Regions from separate parts of the Homo sapiens genome. Here region 1 is linked to region 2. Evidence: chromatin contacts called from ENCODE Hi-C or POLR2A ChIA-PET data. All regions are on one chromosome and are shown on one strand. Each heading gives the region's core, a stretch centred on a gene start or an enhancer-like site at or near the end of the contact. The rest is flanking DNA. Distances are from core to core; before and after follow the strand shown. Region 1 has its middle 42 kb from the start of ARL4A. Region 2 holds the start of TMEM106B (transmembrane protein 106B).

Region 1 (3,835 bases), core at 470-2,969, 520 kb after region 2:
CTTGTAAGCACCCTGGGGACTCTCATGAAAGAAAAGTGCAGCACATATAGCTGGCCTCACGCGAACTGGACATTTGTCAGGAAGTGACTCTCTGTTTTTCTCCCTCCCTAGAGCTACATGATTTTTTGTCCCAGCTTCTCCACGTGTGTCTGCTATATTCTTCGGTCTCTGGAGACTAATTTCCTATAAACATTTCCATATAGGAAGCGTAAAAGAACAAAAATTTGTGGTAGTTGTAGTTGGAGTGTTATAGGACTTGTACAGAAGCTGCGAGCTGACTGTTTTAAATTAGACCGTGTATTAATTTGGGATGGATTGTAGGGGGTTTCAGCTACCACTGACACACCATCACACGTCCCTGTGAATCTGGCCTGTCTGTGAAAATCCTGGCAGATGATTCAATGTGGCCTTTCAGTGTCTCAATTCCAAATTCCTAGACCAGAGAATAGTTGCCCAGCTTCAATCTCTCATCAGTGCTCAACCCATTATTAATATTCCCCTCCTCTTCCAGCATAGTGTTTTGGCCCAAACCAAGAAAGATGCAAGTGAACAGCTTTCTATATATAATAGAGAAACTTGGAGCCCTGTACTGTCCCAGATGTTATCTTATCACCTTGGTATTTCTTTTTCGTACATGGGAACAACAAAGCATGTATCCTGACTTAGAGTGGAAAGCAAAATAAAAGCACCCATTGGTAATAGCCTTCCTCAAATCCCCTGAACCAGACATCTCCCATTTCCTTTGACTAAGCTCATTTCCTGACAGCCAGCCATCTGCCTTTCAGGACTCTTAAATTGTAGTTTACTAAAAAACAAGCAGCTATGTACACTCCCTCTTCACTTGCTGACATCATCTTTGGAAGGTAATTTCTTAGAGTTTTCATCTATGTGAATTCTTTGATGTGATTAAATTGTATACACACACGCACACAAACACCATGAATGTAGTTTAAAGAATAACTGTTCATAAAACTTTAAAAAGTCTAGAAATTGTAAGCAAAATTAAAACCCTTTTTATTTTCAGGCCTTATTTTTTGTTATTTTATTTTGAGACAGTTTCGCTCGTGTCGCCCAGGCTGGAGTGCAATGGTGTGATCTTGGCTCACTGCAGCCTCTGCCTCCCGTGTTCAAGTGATTCTCCTGCCTCTGCCTCCAGAGTAGCTGGAATTACAGGCACATGCCACCACGCCCGGCTAATTTTTGTATTTTTAGTAGAGATGGGGTTTCACCACGTTGGCCAGGCTGGTCTCGAACTCCTGACCTCGTGATCTGCCCACCTCATCCTCCCAAAGTGCTGGGATTACAGGCATGAGCCCCTGTACCCAGCCCAGGCTGACTTTTTTATTTTTGGTAATTTAAAAATTTGAGTCTACTCATAAGGCTGTGTATTTATTGGTGATATTTCTGACAGTTTGTTGTGATACAATTTGAGATGCTGGGCTTCTTCCATTTTTTCTTTCTTTCTTTGCCATGTTTTCGATTTCAATCATTTACCTAAACTTATTTCTTACAACATAAAAAACTGTATTCAGAGCTCACTTTTTTGGATTTCCTCTTCTAAATAAAATAAGACTACACTCCCGCCCCTCTTCCCCACCACCGCCCCACTCCCGCCCCACTATCTTCTGTTTGCAGTTTAGGCCAAAATGTGTGTGATCATTAAAAACAAAAACAGAACTAAACCTCGCAAGCAGGCTGCAGCTCTGGCTGGGTTCCAGGATTCCATTAGCCAGACAATGGGTGGCCCCAGCTGAGCCAACAGGCAGCCTGAGTGTTGTGGGAGGAAGCCTATCTTGCCCTCTTTGGGTGTCGGGCTACCTGAGCAGGGTCTAAGGCAGGTTGAAGCTCGGAATGGGGTAAACAGATTGTTTTGCAAACAGTTGGTAATAAACGTTTAGCATGGCCTGTACTACTTATATTTGCATTAAAAATCAATTAAATTTGGTAGTGTGCATTTAATATTCTATTTTACAAGTTTATTTTTTTCCTCTTAGAATTATTTAAATAAAACTGCAACCAATTTTGGAATAACTACAGGAGAGCAAGAAATAGCTTAGCAGAAAGCTAAAAATAGATATATTCTTTTAGTTTCTTTCTTATTTCCAAAAGACTTAGCACTATACTTGGGATTATAAAGACTAAAACAAATAAAACAATAAAAAATGCAAGGATTAGCATTTCATTGCATTAAATAAGCAACTGCTGCCTTCTATATTTGGATTTTGAATCTCTCAGCAATTTTGTTATTACTCTGTATGAAATTACCACAAGTGAAGAGGACTGACATCTGATAAATGTACAAGCCTGAAGTTATATTTTTGAGAGGACATTTTAATTTAAAAAACAACACATGAAAAAGTCTTTAGTTTACCAAGCACTTTGAAGTATGTTATTTCAGTTACTCCTCCAAATAACCGACACAGTCTCTAGAAGGTACAGTCCACGAAGACAGGGATCTTGGCTAACTAATCATGGCATTCATAGACCCCCCCCTGGAGAAAACCTCTGAGTTCCACTGAACTGTAATGTGCCAAGGTTGTACTGGTACTTCACATACAGAATTTCATCTCATAACAGCACCTCCCAAGAACTCTCTCTTCACCCTAAATTGAGAATTTTAAAAATCACATTTTATAGAAGAGTAAACTGAAGTTCCTATAAGACCTCCCATTCTTAGCAAACTTTTTTTTTCTTTTTTACTCAAAGCCACCATAGCACAAAAAATTATATGCTTAAAGTTATGCAGCTTCTAATTGACAGATCTAGGACATCTATCCATATGTTATGTCTCTAGCTACAGTCCTCTTTCCACCAAATGTCACCTGTTATTGTAATTTTTTTAATCCATCATTATGCAAACACTGAGGAACAGGGAGACATCATAAGCCTGGGCTGGAAAAGAGAGTTAGCTAAGTTGTGGAATGGACCTAAGTGTCCATCAACAAATAAATAGATAAATAAAATGTAGTACATATGCACAATGGAAAACAACTATTCACCTTAATAAGAGAGAAATTCTGTCATTTGCAACAACAGGGATGTACGTGAAGGACATTATGCTAAGTGAAGTAAGCGAGGCACAGGAAGAGAAATACCACATGTTCTCACTCTATGTGTAATCTAAAACAATGAAACTCATAGAAACAGAGAGTGGAATGGTAGTTAACAGAAGCTGGGGGCTGGTGGAAATGGGGAAATACTGGTCAAGGAAGACAGTGTTTCAGTTAGGAGGTATAAATGTTTGATATGATGGATATGTTAATTGGCTTGATTCAATCATTCCATATGGTATCATAGCATCACTTTGTAGCTCATAAATATATGCAGTTATAGATCATCAACATTCAATCAAATAAAATAAAGTAAAAAATTTAGGGTTTGCTTCAGGAGGTTGACAAGGGTCTTGAAGGAAGACTCACAATCCCTCCCAGTCAGATTAAAGAGGGTAGAAAGTAGCATACAGCCCCCAAATTGTCATGGCTAGCAGCAAAGTGGAAAAACAGGATCCAGATTTTCAGGATCCCTGTGTTTTTTGTTCATGCCTGCCCCACAGTTCTTTCCCTCTTGGGGAAATACCTATTTTTTAAGGTCCACTCCTTTGTCACCCTCCTCATTCCTCGTCTCCTCACCCTTTAAAGGGCTACTTTTGATCTCAACCTTTAGAGAAAGGTAGAGCATGCTGGCTTCTGGAGCTTAGAACAAAAGGTTAGCATCTAGGGAGACAGATTCAGAGTTCACATGTACCAACAACATATGCTGACTTGGATATTTTGGGTTTCAGTTTAAGGAGATGTCCTGCAAACTTTACACAAACACCCATTCTAGGTTATTTCTA
Region 2 (4,108 bases), core at 783-3,282:
TAACCCTTTGAGACAGACATTATTACTATCTTCATTTTGCAGATAATAAAAATTAGGTATAAAGAAGGCTAAGTATTTTGCCCACTCTTACAGAGATTTTGTATATCTCTGTCAGGCTGGGCTCATTTTCAGGCCATATGGCTCCCAAGGCTGTGTTCCCAACCCTGCTACTGAACTGCTTCTTACAGCAACATTCTCCCAGGAAGACTTATTCCTATGTGAATTCCAGGAATTTGGATAAGGAACTGTGCTATATGGCCAGCACGTTTTAAGTTAAATGATGAGGTTGAGAAAATACTAAATACTCCCTTAAGAATTAAAGAAAAAAGTAACTTTTTCACTTAAGAATAATATATATTACATTATAGAACCATTTGCCTATTTAACAATAATAAAGAAAAAACATCCATGCTCTCAAACTACAGGCAACTGTTTATATTTTGTATATTTCTTTCCATTTCAAGGCAGATATGTAATATATTTATATCTATATGTTATCTATATGTGAATATAGTTTACATCCTATTACAATACCTCATATCCTATACTTTGCATCCTGATTTTAATTTTATATCACTCCGCGTATAACAGCCTTATAAGATGGTTTTTACTGGCTTTATAAAAACTCAATAGATGGCTATTCCATAATTTTAAAAACTCAGTAATTCCAAGGGGAACATCATATCTCCACAGGTGGACTGTCAATAATTTTGAGAAAAATTTTCCCCCATGATTCTGATTTGTTTTAACCAACCTATTAATTTTGAAATTTCAAACAGTGTTAATGGAAGACACCCTGACCCTTCCCTTTGGAAAATATGGGCTAAATAAAAGCGGTTGAAAAATAATGATTTTATCAATGTCCCTTGTTGGACATTCAGTTTATTTAAATGGATACACCTCATACCCAAATCTTTTTAGAGTTCTCATTAGGTTTAGGATACTTCTGAAAGGGTGGAATTGCTGGACCAAACGATGTGAACATTTTAATAGTCTTGATACATACTGACTGTCTGCCAGAAAACTTAGGAGTTTTAAATCTCCGACAACATTGTATGAGAAAGCTCATTATCTCACATATGGATCTACAGTAATCCTCTTAAATTGTATATCGTTCTGACTTGTATTTCCTACTTTTACATAGCTTCATTTCCCAATTCCTGTTAGAATTCCCTGATTCTAACAGGATCACACTGATCCTGTTAGAAGAGAGAAATATATGACTCTCACTTCCTTGCTCCTGTGACTGTAAGAATGCCTACCATTCATTAAACGTTAAACTCTCCGCAGGAATGAGACTAGAGTGCCCTTAATATTATTACCGGCATCTCATTGATCCCTCAAAACGACTCCTTGTCGTTGTTCTTATCTTCTAAGTGAAATGACCTAGACGTTGGGGGAGGGCAGCCCCAACCCACAGCGAAGAGCTTAAGTACTGGGATCCGAGACGGGATTTCACACACCTGTAACTAGCACCAGAGTTAAGGGGTGGGGAGGGGCAGCGTGGGCAAAGCGAAACGAAACCGAGCAAAAACAAAAACTACGGCCTTGCCGCTTGCTGTCTCCTTCTAGTTGGCCAGTTTCTAAATTAAAATAGAGGTAGCTTTGCTGCTGTCAGCGGCGTGTGTACGGACCAGTTTATTCCATTCCTAAGGACCAGACTGTCAGCGACAACTCGCATTGCGTGAGCGAGGAGGCTGCTCAGCTGAAAGCTGAGGCAGATGGTGCACATTTATACCCTTTGCAAAAGGAAATGGTCTGATATGGGAAATAGGAGGAGCGACTGTTCCTAGGTAATTCGTGGCTACAGTGGACACTTTGAAGTCTGGGGGACGCGAAGGTAATGAAACCTGAAGAGCGCACAATCTCACACGATCGACGCCTCTGGGCTCAAACAGGAGGAAGAAGGACGCATGCGTCACGCGCACGCCAGGGGTGTCCCTCCGGGAGCGCTCTGCGCAGGCGCGGACGCAGGTTACAGCAGCGCTTGGCCTCTGCTGATGCCGTCGTTATCCTACCCCTCCCCCGTCCCAGCTCTACGGCGGCCGCGCGCTCCAGGCCGGTCGCTCCACCCCCCGGCTCCCGGGACTGTGGACTCCACGACCCTGTCCTCGGCCCTGTCCGCGCCGAAGCAGCCCGGGACTGCGCAGCGCCCCGCGTGCCGGTGAGCGACCCCGGACGTGCAGTCCCCAGGTCCCCTTCCGGAGCGAGGCTGAGCGGCTGCGCCGCGGCTTGAGCCGGGCCTGACAAGGAGGGGAGGCCGCTGGGGTGCTGGGCCAGCCGCAGGTACGGCGGCGGTCAGGGCTGGTGATCGAGTTGCTGTGTCGCCTCTAATGAGGCCCAGCCAGGGAACACTCGGCTTCGGCCCAAGCCCTACCTCTGGGTTGCCTCTAGGCCCTCACACCTTGAGCGCCAGGTGGCCCTCTTCCTTTTGCTGTTGATGAATGTTCTTGCCGTGGTGCCGGGATCTTATTTTGCAGCTTTACAGAGTAGGCTTTGTGCTAGGTGTTGTTTATGGAGCTTTTCAAAGGCGCTTGTTTCCTTAGTTCTCAAGCCCTTTTAGAACTAAAACCAGTGTCTACACAGAAGATCAGGAGCCATTTAAATTGGAGTGCTGTGATATATTTTTTCTCTCCAAACTGAGTCTGATATCCATGTTGACTTTCAGTAAACTAAGGAACCGCTATAATAAATAACACTGAGCCCACAGAGGTTGCAGAAGAGGGTCTAGCACCCCTTTTTTAAACCATTGAGTCTCCCAAGAATAAAAGTGGTTACACTTGTCAGTTCTCTAAGGAAAATCTAGTAGAGAAGGCAAGGGATTCCCAGTTTCTCACAGAGTCTGGCACTTGTCCAAACACCTACCCTAAAGCAGAATCGATCATGGCAGCTATTAGATTAGGACAGAAAACAGGCTCAAACGGAGAGCCACTTGAGTCTGCCTTTCTGTGTCTTTTTTCTCAACGCGCTCCAGTTAAGATGCAGCTTACAGCCTGGCTGTGTTGACTGAGATCCCAGAAAGAGTGCCCTTAAGGCCTTGCTGATAAGGCCCAATGATCCCAATTCATCTAGTGTTCCGCATAGACCCCAAGGTTACAGTGTGTGGGGACAGTGATGTTAAGTCTTCCCTATCCTACCTGTGGCTGACAGGTGTTGATTAAGACAATGATTTTTTAGAAGTCATAAATCATTTGTATTTTTGATGTGGGCAGTGATTTTTATAAATACATAGTTTTTTTTTTTTGAAAGAGTGAAAATCTCATTTTACATTTGTTTGCATACCATTTGTATAGTTTTTTAAATTCTGTTTATTTGAGTGACAGCAACAAGTGGATGGCATGCGAATTTTATTTATTTTTTTATCTTTGTATTTATTTTGTGTATATTCATGGAGTACAAGTGCCATTTGCTACATTGATACACAACATCCTGGTGAAGTCAGAGCCCTTAGTGCATCCAGCACTGGAGCAACACACATTGTACCCACCAAGCAGGCTCCTATCAGGCATGCCAGTTCTAGAAAGTAAAATTTTCTTCATACTCTAGGATGAACTGACTTACTTGGAATGTCTGTTTTGTTTAATCAAATAAGTGAGAATTTTTGAAAGAAATACTATCTGTCTGAATGTATGTAATCTATTTTTAGGAACCGCTAAAAGACATATCAAATTTAGAAGGAGTATAATTATGTTATTTTTCAGTTTTACTTTTTCACTTTATTTTTTCTCAGGATATAAGCAGGAAAATACCAGCAGGGTGTATTATATGACTGTTAAGTTCTTTTCAGCTTTAAAAGGGTATGACCTTAAGTATAAAGTTACTTCATTATCTACCTGCAGAAGTTATTTTTGTGTAGGCACTAGTACTAATTATTTATTTCTACTTAGATTTTTACATTTGTATTGTTATTTTGATACTCTTATCCTAAAATTTTTGAAGTTAGTGTTCTAAATTTTGCTGCTTTGTATTGGTAACTTATATTTAATATTTTGGAACATTGGCTTCATAATTTTAACTGTCAACTGTTGAATGAAAAAAAAACTGTGATTTTGGAATTTTGGGGCTTTTTATTGTTGTTGCGAGTGTTTAAATGTTTAAAGCAAGAAAT

What was found. Hi-C counts contacts between places; a loop is a spot of excess contacts on that map. ChIA-PET counts read pairs that join two places held with the same protein, here RNA polymerase II (POLR2A). Pooled maps may share reads with other maps.
Region 1: a loop to region 2 is called in a map of CD4-positive, alpha-beta memory T cell, with 5 times the contacts of the local background. The contact joins the enhancer-like site here to the promoter of TMEM106B in region 2. A Hi-C loop is called at or near these places in 1 of 168 maps with a recorded cell type or tissue (CD4-positive, alpha-beta memory T cell) and 6 of 50 pooled maps. POLR2A ChIA-PET finds 5 or more read pairs at or near these places in 1 of 52 experiments (GM10248).

What each region holds. Positions count from the first base shown.
Region 1 is chr7:12,727,597-12,731,431 of GRCh38, forward strand. No RefSeq gene overlaps it. Among named protein-coding and RNA genes, the nearest start is that of ARL4A, 42 kb to the left of the region's middle. RefSeq lists an enhancer at 1,508-2,031. Within about 2 kb of position 1,720, at least 8 of the 41 ENCODE cell types and tissues checked have a DNase peak (open chromatin) inside an H3K27ac peak, as active enhancers do.
Region 2 is chr7:12,209,262-12,213,369 of GRCh38, forward strand. It overlaps TMEM106B (transmembrane protein 106B), which reads left to right and starts at 2,033. Exons shown (of 8, transcript NM_001134232.2): 1 at 2,033-2,164. RefSeq lists enhancers at 1,432-1,581, 1,715-2,233, 1,792-1,841, 2,234-2,750 and a silencer at 2,022-2,331.